2 separate regions of the Homo sapiens genome follow, and region 2 is linked to region 1. The links are chromatin loops, found by intact Hi-C in ENCODE. Cell type or tissue: heart left ventricle. All regions are shown on one strand. Region 1 overlaps ITPK1 (inositol-tetrakisphosphate 1-kinase). Region 2 overlaps ITPK1 (inositol-tetrakisphosphate 1-kinase).

Region 1 (4,000 bases):
GAACCTTCCTGGGGCTGACCTGAGCAGCAAGGGACCTCACTAAAAGGCCACTGTGCAGGTCAGAAAACACAGGAAGCTGGGAGAGCCACGCTCAGAAACCGGGCCTCTGCCAGGGAGGCTGTTCACCCAGAGAAGCACAGTGAAAGTAGGCCCTGTGGCAGGCAGGCAGGCAGGCAAGGCCCCTGCCCAGCCCACACCCGGGCACACAGGGCTCAGCATCCCATCTGGCACCTGCCTCTGCCACTGAGCCACCATGACGAATGCTCCCTGTCCTGCTTCCTGAATCCCAGCACCAGGGGGTGGGTCTGGCTGGCAGGCCCCAGTCCTGTGCTCGCACCCAGCACTACAGGTGACAAGAGTTCCTGGCCTTTCCTGTCTGGCCTCCAAGATACATATGGAAGAGAATCCTCAGATGTAAACTCAGAGGGGGTTCAGATGCTAGGAACTCCCAAAACACAGCAAATCTATCCTGCAGCCCCCTGTTAACCATATGTTCCTGGTAGCAAGGACCCTATCTCACCCAGCCTGTGTCCCCCGCGGTGTCTAATCCTAAGGGCCACCTACTAAATGACAACAGCAGTGACCGCCTACCACACAGCTGCCATGTGCAGGTGTCATGCTGGGTCCTCACAGACTTCCTCTCACCCAGTCCTCACAACACCCACTGCAGGAGGTACAAATCAAGTTATTTTATAAGTTGAGGAAATTAACCTTCTAGAGAACAAATGACTCAAGTGCCCTGAATCTCACAGTAACAAATCCAAGATTCTGACACAGGTACAGCAAACTGGAAACACGTTTTCTCTACTCCGCCACCCTGCTGTTCTAGTAAACGTTCATTCAGTGAATGATAGCCATATGTGAACAGAAAGTGGCTAAGAACAAAAACAGTCCCTCTCTCCCCAGCCAAGCAGCTTCGACCCTAATCCCTGAGTGGGCCTTGATGCTGGGGGTTTTGGAACATGCCTGGCACATGTTTGGGTCACCAAAACCCTCCTAACATGCAGCCATTTGCCAAAAGGATTTGTTTGAGGCTGCGATCTCTCTAGTTTTGAGGGTGCTGATCGGATACCCCTAACAGCGACAGGGCTGGGAACTGGGACAAGGCAGAGCTGGACTTAACACGGCTTTGAAGCAAAGATCCAAAACTCAGGCCAGTGCCCCACCTGCATGTCCTGATGGGCCTGACAGGGCACTGGGGCTTGTGGGGTGGCTGCAGCGCTCAGAGGGAGAAACTGGTGGGCAAAGAAAGGGAGAAGGGCCTCGGACAAGGAGAAGGAAATTAAAGTTTCAATCATGGCTGGCTGCGGTGGCTCACACCTGTAATCCCAGCACTTTGGGAGGCCAAGGTGGGCAGATCACTTGAGGTCAGGAGTTCAAGACCAACCTGAGCAACATGGTGAAACCCCATCTCTACTAAAAACTCAAGAATTACCCAGGCATGGTGGCGTGCACCTGCAATCGCAGCTACTCGGGAGGCTGAGGCAAGAGAATAGCTTGAACCCAGGAGGCGGAGGTTGTAGTGAGCCAAGATCGCACCACTGCACCCCAGCCTGGTGACAGAGCGAGACTGTCTCAAAAAAAAAAGTTTCAATCTTAACTCTACAAATTGACTTGAAGTCCAAACTCTTTCTCATCCAGCTACTGCCAGCTCCCCACCGAGGCCCACACTTTGGGGAAAACCCTTAGAAACTTCTTGTCATTGGTTAAAAAAATATTGACCCAGGATTGGCCACGTGGGCCACAGGTGGTTTCACAGCACACACAGAACCAGAAGCTGGGGCTCAGAGAAGCAAAATAACTTGCCCAAGATCACACAGCTAAGGAGATCGGATTGAAATCCACCCCAGTTTATGTGCACAGACAGAAGGGGAGAAAAGAGATGTGGGGCAGGTGGATTTCTGAGGGCAGGAAATACCAGTGGGAAAGCCGAAGACAGCACAGTAGAGACTGCAAAAGCCCAGTGCTCTGTGGAGTCACTGCAGAAAGCACCGAACACATCCAAGGCTCAACCCATCAGGCACTCTTTCCTTTGGGGCTACTTCCAACAGGAAATTCCAAGTGTCCCTGTCAAGCAGGGGAAATGCCATCCTGGGTCCAAGGCAGCAGGGCAGCCTCCCTGCCCCGCCCAGCCCCACCTACATGAAGAACAAAGTGCACCAGGCAGGAATGTGCACTCAGGCCGTAGCCAGCCTCAGCCTGGCTCATTCTTATCTGTGGCTTGATTAAAACAAGCTTGGATTACACCACAATCTTTAAGCCCCAAGGCTGGGGGTGGTGTCACCAGGAATCTGTTCCAAGCGCACGTCATGCCCAGGCCACCGTTCTCCTTCCCCTCATTGGTGGCAGGCTGGCATCCTGCAGGAGGCCCTTCCCAGACCACAGCCCCACCCTTCCTCTCCTGCCGCCCACCTGAAGGCCCCAATACACATCTTCCTACAGTTCTGGCTTCAACTCTGTTCCTGAGACCTTTACTGCCCCAAGTCCACTACCCTGAGTTCTGGGCAAATGAAAAATCTTTTCCCCTTCACCAGATTTCTCAAATCCAACCATTCTGGAACCCGGCTTGTGGATGGCTAGGCTCTAGCCTCCCTCCTCTTCTGTCCCATCACCCTGGGAAGACAGAGCCAGAGGGTACTGAGGAATTCAGGTGGGAGGGGTTGGGGGGGAGGTGAGGAGGGGGTCCTAGGAGCAAATGGAGGGTCACAAACTGAAGCGCCCATGGGGCAAATGTAAACCATGAGGCTGGTGGTGTGGGACAACAGAGAATGGTGGGGCCTAAGGGGCAACCAGCTTAAACACTGGCAACAAATTCAAAGGAAAGAATGTAAAATTCCTGTGTGGGCCAAACAGATTGCATGCAGGCCCAGGTATATCTGAGTCACCCACGTGTAATCTGGTCCAACCCCCTCCGCAGAGATAGGAAAGCTGAAATCCAGACACAAGGAAGGGACCATGAATAAGTTTGTGCTGGCGATTACTGAGAAAGTCTAGCATAAAAATTAAACCGAAGCCTAGGCCGAACACTGGCATCCCTCTGCTTGGCTGTGAAGCTGGTGAGGATGCTGCACTCGGCCTGGCAGCAGATGGAAACTCTGGAACTCGAGGGCCACGGATGAGCCACAGGGCCCCCCAGGTAAAGGACTGACAGCCAGCCATGCAAGCCCCTGGGACTGACCCAGATGCAGAACTGACCAATGTGGCGACAACCATCACCCAACCCTGTGGGGCTGTAGATCTCAGAGGAGGTGGGACAGTGGCCCAGCGGACAGCAACACGGCAGAGAGGGAAGAAGGGTGTGGCCTCTGTCTATGGCCTGGCCAGAAGGGCCACCGCAAGCACCAAGGCTAGCAAAGGAGGAAGAGGAAGAAGCAAGAAAAACCCGACACCGTGACGGACTAGCGTGGGCCGCAAGTCAGGGTTGTGGTTCTTTAGGATATATCTTAACAGGGTAAGGGCCTTAAATGCCCTTTCCCCACCAACCTGACAGGGTTTAGCACCAGGACTCCTGGCCAGGGCAGGCCCCAGGGCTCTAGGATCTGTCAGATCAGGAAGAAAGGGGCATTTAAGGTCTCCCTCCTGTAAGATCTACCTTAAAGAACCAGATCCCTGACTTTGCAGCCCAGTGCCATGCTGCTTTTGAGCCTGAAATGGAAGTCTGTGCCTTAGTTCCAAGTCACCAGGCACTGGTTCCTTGCCCTTGCAGGCACAGGGCATCAAGATCAAACCAAACCTCCAAGCCTCACCTCTCACAAATAAGCAGAGGCCAGTTACCCCTCTGGGCAAGACCTCAGGCCCCTGTCCCTGCCAGTCAGCAGCTCTGCCTCCCGCAGCGCTTGAGGGCTGGTCCATGCAGCCGGCCAGGAAACCACAGAGGCCAGGTCAGAGTGGCCTTTTAATTCAACTCCCCTGGTGACCCTGAAGAGCACTGCCGCAGACTGAGAGGCTGGAAGTAGGCTATGCTGCCCCTGCCCCATAACAAAGACTCTACAGCAAATCA
Region 2 (4,000 bases), 50 kb after region 1:
ATTGCATATAATTATGAAGAGAAAAAGTTCTTTAAAATTAGCTTCCCAAATACAGATATAATTTCAAGTGTCCCTTGTGGTGTGATTACAGCGTCAGCCCAACAAATGTTTTCCCGTCAGTACAGAATACTCAGGCCCCTGCAGGCAAAAAATAATGAAGCCAACAACGGCGCCAGGGCCAGACAGCTCCCACAGAAGCACTTCCAGCTGCCCAGGAAAGCACCAGGCCAGGAAGCCCAGCCCAGAACCAGTCTTGCTCCCCTCCACAGCTGGCCTCGGGCTCTTCCCAAGAAGGCACCAGGCACATCATTCTTCATTCTCTCTTTTTAATCTTCAGGGCCTTTGATATTCAGACTCAAATGCCAAGAGCAACCAGCTCATGTCAACAAGGATGGCTTCACTTGCTGTGTGCCTCCTACGCCGAGTGCTGGGCTCTACACCTCGGTTTTCCGGCCTGGAAAATAGCACGGTGGCTGGGCATGTAACTCAGGACACTGCCAGAGGGTGGAATGAATGAGGCTGGCACATAGTGGCATCCAGTCAGTGTCACCAGCTCCTCCCCGCCTCCCATTTAACCTCAGTCTTCAGGTGTGGCACCTGAAGCTCAGACAGGCTCCAGGAGCCATGCAGCTAGTCATAGAAGAGCAAGGAGGCAAACCTAGCTCTGCCAGGTCCAGACTCCATGCTCTTGTCACACTGGGTCCTTGCTGGGCGTGAGGGATGACGGGAGGCGCCACTCCTGGGCAGCACTGGCAGGCCGGGTGCACTCGGACCTCAGCTGCTGCTCGGCCCTCTTCAGGACCCTGGGTTTGAGCCTTGATTTTAAAGCACCACAGGCTCTGGCACGGTGTCCAACCCCATGACTCCCCTGTCCCCCAGGCTCTCCACCTCATTCCCCACTTTTTACACAGAAGAGAGCCCAAGAACCCTTTTATAAGCAAGGCCCAGAACTGAGAGGGACTTATCTGAGGTCACAGAGAAGTCAAGGGGAGATTAACACACTGTCACCAGGCACCCACGCTAAGCCCAGCATGGGGAGGGTGGGCACACTGGCATTCGCAGCCTCCACCAGCACCCATGGAAAGGCTACCACAGCCCCACGCCAAAGATGCAAAATCGAGGCTCAGGGTCCCCTACAAGGACCAGAGTGCCAGGATTTTCCATCCAGGCCTCCTGACCCCCAGACCTGAGGTCCTTACGGCACCACGGAAGCCTGGAGCAGGAAGCCAGGCGCTCTGACTCCCAGGTCACATCAAGCACATGTCAGCACATGGCTACACGGGCCTTGACATGGGTGAGGGAGGACAGCATGCCAGCCCCCAAAGCAGGCCTGACCCACTGCCTGGAAACAGAGCTCGCCAGGTGGCAGTGCAGCCAGGCTGGGACCAGAAGGGAATGATGAAGAACCCTCAGCCAGCACTGGCCCTCAACGGAGCAATTTTACCCCCCACCCAGAGGACATCTGGAAGTACCTGCAGACATTCTTGGAAGACGAGAGTAGTACTGGCATCCAGTAGGTGGAGGCCAGGGATGCCGTTGGGCACAGCTGTGGGGAACCCAGCCAAAGCTGGGCCTAATGTGGTCCTGGCTGATGTCCACTGGGTCAGCCAAGCTTCCACCCCACGACAGCCAGGGCACCCTCTGCCCAGCCCCACTGCATTCGACTCAGCCTCCAGGCACCAGGAGACTCCAGCACGGCAGGGCCCAGGCCAGGGGGCTGGGCTGAAGAGCGCACTCCCCTGCCTCAGCCGAACCCACCAGCCACAGACTCACCCACCCTCCAGCCACGGCGCGTGCCTCCAGGGTGCCCCAGACCATAATAGTCTTTCCCTAGAGGAACCTCTGTCCCAGATCCGACTGCTGCTTCACTTGGTCTTCACAATGACGCCCCCAGCTCTCCATACACTCATTACCACATGACCCCTCATGACCAGGATGGCTACTCAACAAGCAGGATGCCGTTCTGTGACCAAGTCCAGGCCTGCATGGGCTCAACACCCATCTGCTGACAGCACAACGGCAAATACCCAACCTGTGGGGCAGACACGACCCACACCTACATGGACACGGCAGAAAGGACAAAGGACAGGGTCCACAGGGTTCTAGGGCCTCCAAGGGCAGAGATGGGGTGTGCAGGCTGCCCTGTGGAGCCCAGCTCTCTGCCCTGCCCCAGCGGCCAGGCCGTTTCGGCCCTTTGTGTTATAACTGCACTAGTCCTCAAGCCGCCCCTGGCGTGGGGTGATGTAGCCCTCCTCCCAGTCAGAAGTCTGAGTGCTCCGACATCATCTCCTCTTCCCCCGCTCCCCAACCTCCCCTTCCTCATGAAGTCAGGCCTTGACCTCAGTCCTTTCTTCCCCCCTCAGCCCTGCGCTGAGGTCAACAGGTTCCCTAAACCAGTGTTTGCAAACATGAATGTGCCGTGTGTACTGGCACCTCTTGGGGGTCTTGTTAAAACACAGATTCTGAGTCCGTGGATACAGAGGGCGTGGCGATGCTGAGGAACCAGGAGTGCTGAGGCCACCGGCCCCATACAGACAACATCCTGAGTAGTCGAGGAATAGCCGAGGTTGCTAATGAGTCCTCAGACCTGGATGGACTCTGAAGAGTTGATATCCACCACCACTGCACGATCTAGACCACCACTGCCTGGACAATCGCAGCAGCCTCCCCCTCCAATCCCACAAGCCCCTGGCTTCCACCCAGCAGCCAACCTCACACAACTGCTATGGCTCCCCCAGCCTTCAGGGCAAAGCCCAAGCGTGTACAATGATGGCTTATAGGATCCTGTGCAACCCGGCCTCAAAGGGATCCTCACCCCGATTGCCAAGCTCCAGGTGGACTAAACTTCTCTCAGCTCCTGGGGCGCTCCAGCCAGGCCCCCACCGCCTCGGCTCCACCGCTCCCGGGAGAAGGGAGGGTCTGGGGGCATCCCAGCTCTTACACCTGGGTGGTCTAGCAGAGGTTAGTTAACCTCTGTGAGGAGCCTCAGTTTCCTCCTCCGTTCTACCCGAGGATATGCGGGGCCTCCTCCTCCTCTCTCTTCCCTGCCTAGAGCAGTTCCTTGGAGCAGGGGATTGGAGGACAGACACTGGCAGGTGGCTGCCCTGTGGGTGACTTAAGAATAAGACAGAAGGAAGCAAGAAGCAGAGCTGAATCACCGTCGGTATGGGCTTTTCTGAAAACTCACCTATGCCCATGGCTCAGAGGAGGCTGAGAGGGAACGTCCTCCACAGGCCAGCCTAGGATGTCTCCCCCAGACCAGCAAGCAGTGCCAGCTGCACACCACCCATACAGCTAAGTCACCAAGGAGCTGTCAGCTGGACGTGGCCCCTGGGAGCCGGGTGAAGCCATCATTTTATCAGTGCATGCCCTGTGCTGGGTGCTAGACACAGACTCCTCATCTCCCCTCACACCAGCCCTACGATCATCTCCCTGGCGGAAGCTTAGGGACACTCAATGACCTCCCAGGGCCACCAAGCTTCCCAGTGAGGCAGCCAGGCCCCAAGCCGGTGAGCCCACCGGCTCCACGTTCTTCACCACTTGACGAGCATGTGTCCACACCTGGCAGTCACAGCGTGGGGACGGGACCCACTGCAGGCACAGGGAGAGGCAGGGGTGTTCCTCCCACAGCCAGCCCACTGCTTCCTAGAGGCTCTCAGCCCAGGCTTCCAGGGGCTCCCCACAGCCACCCATCTGCACCGGCCCTACATGCCCAGAGTCCGTGTTGAAGGACTCCTGGCTCCACAGCGTCACGCCTTGGCACAGGCTTGCCCGCTTTCTCCACTACCTTCCATCCATACCTGTCCGTGAGCGAGCTCCCTGCGCCCTCAAACATACCTCTCAAGGGTCACCACCTGTGGAAAGCTTTCTTCCATCTTCCCAGATAGAGAAACTTGCTCTGTTCCTCGAGCAGAGTTCATCTAACACTTCACCTCCTGTCTCTGTCTCCGCACCAACTGGGCTCCCGGGGTGCAGGAGGAACTCGGTGCTCCAGCACCCC

The links. Peaks named below come from ENCODE experiments on the same cell type or tissue, not always from the same donor. Only the 100,000 strongest peaks of a DNase experiment are listed, where the experiment ranks them.
Region 2: it touches region 1 in a loop (2.1-fold over the local background); 9 of 110 quality-filtered maps call a loop at or near these places.

The regions. Positions count from the first base shown.
Region 1 is chr14:93,041,438-93,045,437 of GRCh38, forward strand. All of the region lies in intron 3 of ITPK1 (inositol-tetrakisphosphate 1-kinase), which reads right to left. Among named protein-coding and RNA genes, the nearest start is that of ITPK1-AS1, 24 kb to the right of the region's middle. In heart left ventricle, no CTCF peak of the experiment used is centred here; DNase peaks (open chromatin) are centred at 2,294 and 3,299; H3K27ac peaks cover 3,902 bases.
Region 2 is chr14:93,091,150-93,095,149 of GRCh38, forward strand. All of the region lies in intron 2 of ITPK1 (inositol-tetrakisphosphate 1-kinase), which reads right to left. Among named protein-coding and RNA genes, the nearest start is that of ITPK1, 23 kb to the right of the region's middle. RefSeq lists an enhancer at 1,023-1,530. In heart left ventricle, no CTCF peak of the experiment used is centred here; a DNase peak (open chromatin) is centred at 1,631; H3K27ac peaks cover 2,283 bases.